Regions from separate parts of the Homo sapiens genome. Here region 1 is linked to region 2. A link is an interaction called in ENCODE POLR2A ChIA-PET data of the cell type or tissue named here. Cell type or tissue: B cell. All regions are shown on one strand.

Region 1 (5,000 bases), 190 kb before region 2:
AATCCTCTTTTAAAATTGAAAAGATAAAATGAGTCCAAACAATTTGAAATCTTATGGTACTTATAGGGATTCAAATCTGTTCCTCCATTACTTTTTGGCCAAATTCAAGAGGAGAAATCTCTCAAATGAATCCAAGCTGGCTGTTATAGGTGAAAAGAAAGTCAAGATGCGCCAGACTTTTAAAAGCTTGCAGTGGTTGAGAGATTTTGTTATTTATACACTTTTTATTTTGGCTGAAAATATTTGGTTTTTGTTTAAGAATTAAGAGAACCGTGTAGGCTACAAAATTTATTTATGTGCGAATCCCAGAGGGTTGTAAGTAGCTTCTTTGTGTGCTTCAGTTCAACATATACAGGATAGGCCAGCATGTTGGATTGTTAAACAGCAGATCTGGGGAAGGTTTTACACCTTTTCTCTAGGCTTGGTGCAGTCCCGAGAGCTTTCTTGACATGCCTTGAAGCTCACAGTGCACTGATTTAAACTGTCCATAGGGGACATCTGTTTGCAGTTTGTGTTATCTGCTGAAGCACCAACTAAAAGGAAGTGAAATAATATTTGTCATTAAAAAAAAAAAGAGAAGTTAATTTAATGGTAATAACTTAGTTGTTGTTGCTTTTCTATCTCTTAAGATATTCTGAAACACCATGTACTCTACTGTATCCCAAAATAAATAAATTAATTATACTATGATTACTTCTGCTGATAATAAAATAGCAGTAATAATAAAAGGAATGACAGTAGAGCATTAAGAGAATAAACAGTATCACTGAAATGTGAGGAAACACAATAAATGGGATTGTGTCTCCTGAACCTTAGTTTCACACTTCCTCCTCCACTTCTGTCAGAGGGTGTTTGTGATGGCCGTCTGTTATCAGCCGTGATCAAAATAATATAACAGTGAAACTTTTTATACTTATGAAGGCCCTTTCATCAAAAATCTCACAGCCATTTCTAAATATAGAGCAACTGATCTTTAAAACACTTTTATGTTTTAAGCAATTAATATGGTAACTTAGCTGTTAGACTTTCCATCCTGCGTATTTGCCATTTGGAGCGTGGATGGAACATTTCGTAATCTACTCAGCATTAAAACTTTGCTGGTATTGAGTTTAGAATTCCAACTTTTCGATGGTTCATGTAGGTCTTTTCACTGTCATCTATCAAAACAAAACATTGCTTTATAATGGAATAACCACATTCATTTCCACATATCAAAACCCAGATTAAGGATTATAGACCAAATGGTATGTCTAGTTTAAAAAAAAAAGGAAAGACAGAGACAGTATTGTCTTAACCTAAAAAAAAGTTTTGTTTCAGTCCTAATATCCCTGTAATGTGCTGGTGGAAATAGACTACTGAATACTTTCTCAGTCTCATTTTCTGTTGCATGTCTGGTGTCTTCTGTGATAAGCCTGGGCTATGGAACAAAAAGGATCCAAGAGCATTATGGCGAGGATGCTAAAGGTGTTAGTGTGGATATTTACCTTAATTTAACTTTTTTTGCATTAAAGTTATGTTAGTGCATTTTTAAACTTATTTTATCCAAAAGATTGTAATAAAACTTTAAGTACAGTTTCACATCTATAAAGACTGAGGCTATCAAACACTGTGAAGGATGGAAGTAATTTTTATGTTTATACCTCTGGTTCCTGAGGGTCCAGTTCATTTCTACTGTGAATTTAAATGAGTTAATTTAAGTAGATGGGTCAGAAGCCACTATCATCATGGTAGCCCGGTGCCTGGTTCTTAATTAAAGGCAACAGGAGATTAATTTGAAACATTAATTTGAAAGTGCATATACAAAAAGAAAAAATTACTGCAAGAAAGCCTAAAGAACTTTTCTCTTGTCCCTAGATGTAGAAGACAGAAGTAGCTCAGGGTCCTGGGGGAATGGAGGACATCCAAGCCCGTCCAGGGTAAGTATATCTAATCTTTTCTCCCACAACCAGACATCCCACATATGTAAATTGACAAACAGAAGGTGTGTTTCTCTCTCTCTCTCTCTCTCTCTCTCACACACACACACACACACACACACACACAGAGGCATGGGCATGCACACGCACACAAACACACACGCATATATGTGCATACTAAGTTTAATGAGGATCAGCTTGACTTTGGAATTTTTTTCCCCCATTCTCTTATTGGATGCTGTTATTCAATTTGACACCTGTTCCACTTCTGCTAACCAGAAGAAAATTCCTTCGTTACATGTTTGGTCTTTCTTTTGTCAGTTATTGATCCATATTACATAATGCTGTTTGTTGTAGATGGAAAAACTTAAAAAAATTCCTAATATCCCTATAAGGTATTGGTGTGAATAGACTACTGAATAATCCCAAAGATACACTATGAAGTTCTATCCTACCAGTATAATCTACGTACTGAATCTGAGTTGATTTCGCTATGTAGACATGTTATCATTCCACCAGTAGGGACTTTGATCACTAGATGGATCATTCATTTATTTGCCCTCAACTTTTTGCTATTCTTCTCCACAGTTTTCCTACATGCATTGGTTGTTTCTTGGGGAAGACCCAAGGAATATAATGTAATAGGAATGTAATAGGAAGACCATGGAATAAGAGTTGGGTGGGTGGTTAAGCAATACGTGTTTCTTGTATGTATATGATCTTGGGCATGTCATTTCACCTCTTGGGTCCTCATTTTCTTATTTTGCAAAATGAGGAAGTAGATCCAGAGGATCATCTGTGTTTCTTCCAGTTTAAATATTCATGATTTTGTATGAAATTTCTTTAACTGAATCATTGCTAGGCCCTCTAAAATCCATGTCAGTTTTTATGATGTACATACAATGCCCCAGATTAAAAGTACACTTCGTGTACATGGTAAAACCAGCATGTCTTCCTTTCCCAACCAGCTATATATATATAGATGAAGCATTCTGCAGGGAGGGTAACATTTTACTGTAAGTGTTCACACAAATTTGGGTTGGGGGAAGGTTCCATTTTGGCATAAGAGGCAGGGAAGGTAATCAAGCTGTCAAAATGAGGGCATTTCAGCAAGTCAGAGCTAGACATTTCCACCTGTCCTTGGCATTGTGATCCTTAGTCTAGTGTTCAGGGTACAGCAGGATCTCTAAGCTTACCAGTAACTTTGTGAGCCCTTACACCAGCTGTCGAGCTTGACATTCTAATGCTTTATATGGATGGGTTGAGGAAATCTTTCCTCCTCCTCATGTTACAGTCTGCACTTGCAGAAATAAATCCATTCCCCTTGACAGCAAGTGGAGATCATAGAACTCCCCTCAATTGTTTAGTTCATCCAGATTTTCACAATTTCTTATGATTTATCCATTCAGTACACATGGTACTTTTAATTGTGTTTCAGAAAACAAGGTCTGTTTAGAATCATCTTAATTTAGGATTAAAACTAACTAGCTTTTGGTTTTTGTTAGCTGTCCTGCCATTTTTCTCAAGGAATATATTGGTGAATAATTTCAAACCAATTTTGTGTAATTTATATTTTCTAAATCCAGAAGTTTGCATGAGACAAATCATTTGTGGCAGATTTATACCCAGGCGTACTTTCAAGGTCTCTCTTTTTTCATCTTAACATGGGGATAGTGTCTACCTTACAGCACTGTGCTGAGGATTAAATTAGATAATATATATTAAGCTTTTAGTACACTATCTAGGATGAGGACACTTAATAAGTGATAATTAGCATTATGCAATGCCTGGTATAGAGTGAGTGAGTGTACTATGATGGGTATTTAAAATGTAGCCTCTTTTTATAGATGGACATGTTGGCAGAATTAGATTACAGTATCAGGCAAGTTAATTGTTATACACGAGGAAAGGTGATTGAGAACGGGGTAGTTTTCCTTAAGGTTGAGGGGATGTGTCTTTTCCTTGTTCATGCAGCAGCCCTCTCTTTTGTGTGGGCAGATTTTGCCCTTTGGCTCACATGCAACCGATACCTCTGAGTAAATTTGACTTAGACTTTCATGGGCAGTTCCACCAGCTGAGCAGAATGACTTTTTCCCCCCTTTTTGGTCACTTTATGCACTTTAGTAGACTGAAAGTTGAACCATGTAGTATAGATGATTTTAACTCTTTCCTATTGCGTTATCAAATTTCCCCATTAAAATTAAGTAACTGGACAGCTTAAGAACATTGTTTTAATTTTAAATTCCCCTTAAAACAATAAGCTGATTGTAATAATGAAATATTTCTGTCAAAATTTGTCTGCCTTACAACTGGTTGTTTTTTGTGACATGCTTTGTCCAACTCCAGAAATGCTAATTTATGCTAATGTTTTGATGTTCATATCCTAGTTAAACCCTAATATTCTTAACTTTCTTATGTGTTAATTACTTATGTGACAATCTAGTTCTCTTACAACCACAATACCACAATAGTAACTATAATAAAACATTGAAACTTCAGTATCCTAACACCAAATGTTATTGTTTGAATGGCTCTATCTTGGTCTTTGAAAAGCAATTCATTGCATGCTATGCCTAATTTTCCCTTGTGGCACAATTTTGCTTTAATGTGGCCTTATTAAAATAATAATTTTTAACATAAGCAATATACTTTGTATGTGTCTGGTGTCTTACATACACTATTTTATTTAATCATGTCAACAACTCCATGCAGTTGATACCATTATTATTATTCCTAAGATTTCTCAGCTATTATGAGGAAAATTTGGACTTCGTAGACTCTAGAGCTTTCTTTTAGCCACTATACCTGTGAAAGTGCAGATTCCTTCTAGTGAAGTTCCAGGGAGGGAATAGTGGACTCCAATTTCTTTGGAGGGGAGAAGTTTTGGTAGTGGAGCTATGTTTGTTTATGTGCTGTTTATTAATATAAAATAATAACTTACACTGTCATTTTATTTACAGAACTATGGAGATGGGACTCCCTATGACCACATGACCAGCAGGGACCTTGGGTCACATGACAATCTCTCTCCACCTTTTGTCAATTCCAGAATACAAAGTAAGACCCATTTTAAATTAACTTACA
Region 2 (5,000 bases):
ATATATGTTTTCAATTTATTTGTCATATGTGCCATCTATTTAAAATGTTAGTGATCTTGAACTTCATATTTGAATTTAAGGTGACATTTAAACCTCTGTAATCTAAGGACTAAAGCTCAAGTACATGAATGATAACTTTAAAAAAAATCATGTGTTTTCACATGATGGCCACAGAAACAGTTGCATCATGGTCCTGTCCCACATCAGCTTCCTTTCAGTAGAGGGGTACTTGGTGCCCTGAGAATTCAAGACTTGAAGGAATATGCAATTAAGGTGAAAGATGTTCAGAAACTGTCTGGGGCATATTGTAAACTCACTACTGTGGCCTCTTATTTGTAACTTCAATTTCCATCTTCTAGTTAAAACTCTGAAGTTGTCAAAATCACAGACATGATTTTGCTTGCATGGTTCTTAAAGAGAGGAATCTGCAAACTATTCCTCCCAATATGAAATGAGTCCAGTTACAAAATTCTAACTTCCGGATTTAAGAACTCAATGAAAAAGAGCTTCACGAAATACAGTGTCAGATTTAACTTTTCTATTGCCTAACTTTTTAATAGGCCTTTACTATATAAAATGTTATGGTGAAAATAATCTTATTTTCAAGGAAGCAATATCTGCTATACATTTAACAGCCAGCTGATGGCCTAGTGTATACCTAGTACTCAATACTTTTTGTTAAACTATTGAAACAAAGAAAAAATGAATGAATTTAGCAGTAATGTAGATCATCTTTTCCCTTAGGCTTGGGAAACCAAACCTAAACATTAGCAATCATTAATAATAACCTGTAGGCCAATAGGCCCAGAGAATGAAAAAATCCGTAGGGATGTTTTTAATAAGAATGTTAACAAAAGGTTAACCTTATGTTGAAAGATACTTTATATAATTTTAAACCTCTATAATTCATAAATCGTTTTATAAAATCCAGAGACTCTCAAAAATATCTGTAATATAATAGCTACCTAGGGCATGTTTGTACCCTTTGGATTGCTACTGAAGGTTTAAGATAGCTATATACCTATACACCAAAAAATAAAAATAAAATATCCTAAGAACTATATATTTGAGATTCATCTTCTCTGCATGCCGTAATATAATTATAATTCCAACTTTAATTCTATTTATTGTATATGTTAAAAATGAAATTAAACATTTTCAATCTGAGATTTTTTAAAATTAATACTTCTTTACATGCTTTTAAAACTTGTCAACTTTGTAATTTCTCAAGTACTTTTCACCCCAAAGTTTAGGAACAATTTAACTTTTTAGTTGGTTTTCATAGAAAAAACAGTTAGAAGACTTCTAAGAAATGTTTCCTTTAGCAGTAATTACCTTGCGACTTGACATAATTCATGGTAGAAATATACTCTGTTGTTCTTTTACAGTTCAATTTTTACCAAGAACACTTTAACTTTTTTAAGTGTTTATATTTGTTTGACAATATAGAGCCACTTGGGAAGAAATGATGACTGTCTTCTGATGTAATCAGCTAACCAACACAAAGATGAATAACACAACAGGCAGTCATTTTCAAGTATATGAAAAAACCCTATTCTATAAGGCAAGGCTGAATGCCTCAGAAAGTCATGGTTGTCTTTGTCCTTTACAGATGGCCATCACAGCAGTGACCCTTGGAGCTCCTCCAGTGGGATGAATCAGCCTGGCTATGCAGGAATGTTGGGCAACTCTTCTCATATTCCACAGTCCAGCAGCTACTGTAGCCTGCATCCACATGAACGTTTGGTAAGGCAGACATACACGGTAACGGGAATGTCACAGCTAGTTGATTAAACCTCGTCCTCTGTCTTTCCATGCATATACACAAGGACTCTGCAAATAAGTGCAAAAATGGCACACACCCATTATTCTTAAGTTGTATTGTTTCTGTGATCAAAGACATAACAGGTTCAAATCACCTTTGTAAATTCTTCCAGATTCTCTCTGGCATTGTTCTTTTGTTTATTGTGTTTTGCTCTGTGCCTTCTTTATCACAATGTCAGCTTCCTTGGGTACATAAATAGATACCTATTTAAGTTGTAGAATCTTAACATGGTGGTTCCTGGTTTTTTTTTTTTTTTTTTTTTTTCTATCTGTAGTTTCAAAAGATGTACTGCAGAGGGCAGAGTGACAGTCGGTAGATTATATGCATCACCCAGGAGCATTTCATTTCCCATTGACTGGCCTATGTCAGCTTTGGCCTGTTGTGATGTATCCAAAAGAAGGAGTTTGTATTTTCTGTAGACTTCCATCAGTAAGAGAAACCATGAGGTTTCTACATAGATCAGATTCCCATTTTTCAGTATTTTAACTTTAATTCCCATCCCAGCCTGCCACTCATACTGTGTTTTGCGTCACTCCAGGTGAAAACTGGTGGGCTCTAGAATGTTAGGTCTTTCATTACTAAACATTTCCACTCTGTCCATCACCTACATTCATCTATCATAGTATGTCTCTTTATCCTGGAGGAAACAACTCAGCTGACTTTCTTCTAGCCTTAAATATCACCACAGCCCAGAATCCACTGTTGAACTTAAGTCTGTCATTAAAGAGAGGAAAGAGCCTAGATCTTGAGTGAGATTTGGGATGCAGATAAGATGAAACTTGAATCCCTTGTGCAAGAACATAGCTTAAACAATATGTGGACCTCACATCCTACAAATGCGAAAGCATATGGGAAATCCAGTGATCCCAGGTGATACTTACATCACTACTATTCATCTTGCATTTGCCCCTTTTTCTTCTTCTCATATCTACACTTAGGTTTCTTTCTCTGTTCTGATAAAGGAAATCATTCTGGATTCATGTGGTCTTTGCTCTCTTTTGCTCAACCAGTACAGATAAGAAACAGGATCTGATCTCCTACTCCAATAATCAAAAAAATTCCAGAAGTTAAGATTTCTGATATCCTTGAAAATCCGTATTTAGTTGGTCCTAGTGGTAGAGATGCTAAGTAGTCAATTAGCCTATACATTCCTGAGAGGCAGACAGTGGAAATGGTATTGGCCTTTTTGTATCACCTCCCAAGATTGAATGTGTAAATCACAAACTATCTCACATTTCAGCACATTTCCAGTAAATAGCAGATGACTTATTTTCAAATTTTCTCTTTTCCCACCTCCTATTTGGAGATATTAGAGTGAAAGCTTAGAGAAATATCAACTATATCAACTATTATTATGCTAGAATCCGTTTTGGCTAAAATTTTCATTTCTGCACCATCATTTTCCACTTCTGTGGGAACTCATGGTCAAAACTGTATGTGTCCTATGAGCAAGGAAAGTTTTGATTACAAATAAAAGTTTTAGGCACTATACCGCATGTTGGAATTTCAGTTCTTTTAAGAGTTGCCCATTTGACATTAATTTTTCTTCCCTTCTGTGTTTCTTTCTTTCTTCTCCTATCATGCTCAAGAGTTTTGAGTTAGGCGATTTGATTTTATCCTAGTCCAGTTCACTGCATGGGAAGTAGCTTTAAAATGTGCTTCCATGCACAAAAAGTATAATTTCAAAATGGAAACCAACTATATTCCTTTTAGAAAAAATTTTACAGAACCAAAACAATATTATGAACTAGAGAGAAAATATCATTTTGAAGTAGTAACCCAGTAGGCTATATCAGAAGCCATATTTGCAATGCCATTTACCTATCACGAAACACAGGATTTTCATTTTTCATCTGAACAGTTAACAGATTTCAGAGAGTAGAGTTTTTGTTTTAAAGGAGACATGAATAAGCTATCTTGCAATGTATACTAATGAATTTTCCCACTGTTAGTGAAACTATTGAATTATTATATCTAGTTGTCATTGTACTTTCAGTATTTAACCATGTGAAAATCTTTTACTGAAGTGACTTAGAAGAATCTGACACTGACAATACTTTGAATATATAGTAGCAGTTGGTGTCCTTTCAGTTGAAAATAATGGTAGTTCCTTATAATTTTATTCTTAGCATCTGGCTAGCCCCATACTGAACAAAGGGATAGTTTAAGAAAAAGCTAAGCGCTGTTCCTGGATTATTTGGGGTATAATTTGGCCAAGTTGATATTATCTGTAAAGATAAAATATTTTAAAAACATCATTGCCTTCATCACTTTATGCCATGTTATAACAGAATGTGTAATTATAAAGCTTAAGATCCACATATTTCAGTAGCGACTGTCAAGTTACTGATGTTTAGTCTTTAAATCCCCTTTACAGTTTTAGCCTGTCCAACAGAATCCCACAGCTAATCATTACTGTGTTACACATACCCACACAAAATCACTCAGATGAATGGAGTTTGCGGTTAAAGTTTGGAATGGGTTGTTGTAGATGATTTTATGTTTGGAATGACTTGGCAGAGTTCTTTTTAAGAACAGGATAGAGTCCTCACTGTCTGGCATGATTTAGGCATGGTCTTTGCACTACAGGGCGAAACAGTCCTAGGAGTCTGGAATTTTCCTTTAAAGGAAGTTCTGTTTTCTTTTATTTTTTTGTAACATAAACCCTTACTTCAGTAATTCTCAACTGATGGCAGTTTTTCCCTTCAGGGAACGTTTGGTGATGTCTGGGGACATTTTCATTGTTACAACTAGGGGCTAGATGCTACTGGAATCCAGTGCGTAGAGGCTAGGGGTGCTGGTAAACATGACGTCATGTATGGGAGAGCCTCCACAGCAAAGAATTGTCTGGCACAAAAGATCAGTAGTGCTAAGGTTGTGAAATCCTGCCCAAACCCAAAGCATGATTTTATTCTTATTTATGTGCACCAGTTATTATATTTTTCTAATGTTTGAATTATCAACCAGTATATCAGTAATGGAAACATTTCCAACAATTACTCTGTTAATAGACACGAAATACAGGACTCTTGGGCATCATAAGTTAAAATGAACGAATAGTGGGCATGTAAAGCCTCGCACTTTGTCACACTCCTCATGTCCTTTGTAGCAAGCAGGAAAGACAGTAATAGCTGGAGTAAGAGACTAAGAGGACCTCTTATAGTTTATCCCTAAA

What was found. ChIA-PET counts read pairs that join two places held together with the same protein. Peaks named below come from ENCODE experiments on the same cell type or tissue, not always from the same donor. Only the 100,000 strongest peaks of a DNase experiment are listed, where the experiment ranks them.
Region 1: POLR2A ChIA-PET joins it to region 2 with 9 read pairs; 1 of 35 experiments calls an interaction of 5 or more read pairs at or near these places.

Annotation. Positions count from the first base shown.
Region 1 is chr18:55,460,992-55,465,991 of GRCh38, reverse strand. TCF4 (transcription factor 4) reads left to right here. Exons shown (of 20, transcript NM_001083962.2): 4 at 1,855-1,916; 5 at 4,877-4,973. The region is part of intron 1 of TCF4-AS1 (TCF4 antisense RNA 1); the gene reads right to left. Among named protein-coding and RNA genes, the nearest start is that of TCF4-AS1, 11 kb to the right of the region's middle. In B cell, a CTCF peak has its summit at 500; a DNase peak (open chromatin) is centred at 481; H3K4me3 peaks cover 409 bases; H3K27ac peaks cover 1,520 bases.
Region 2 is chr18:55,272,365-55,277,364 of GRCh38, reverse strand. TCF4 (transcription factor 4) reads left to right here. Exons shown (of 20, transcript NM_001083962.2): 10 at 1,613-1,746. Among named protein-coding and RNA genes, the nearest start is that of LINC01929, 150 kb to the right of the region's middle. In B cell, CTCF peaks have their summits at 1,916 and 2,121 (motif pointing right); a DNase peak (open chromatin) is centred at 2,174; H3K27ac peaks cover 4,399 bases.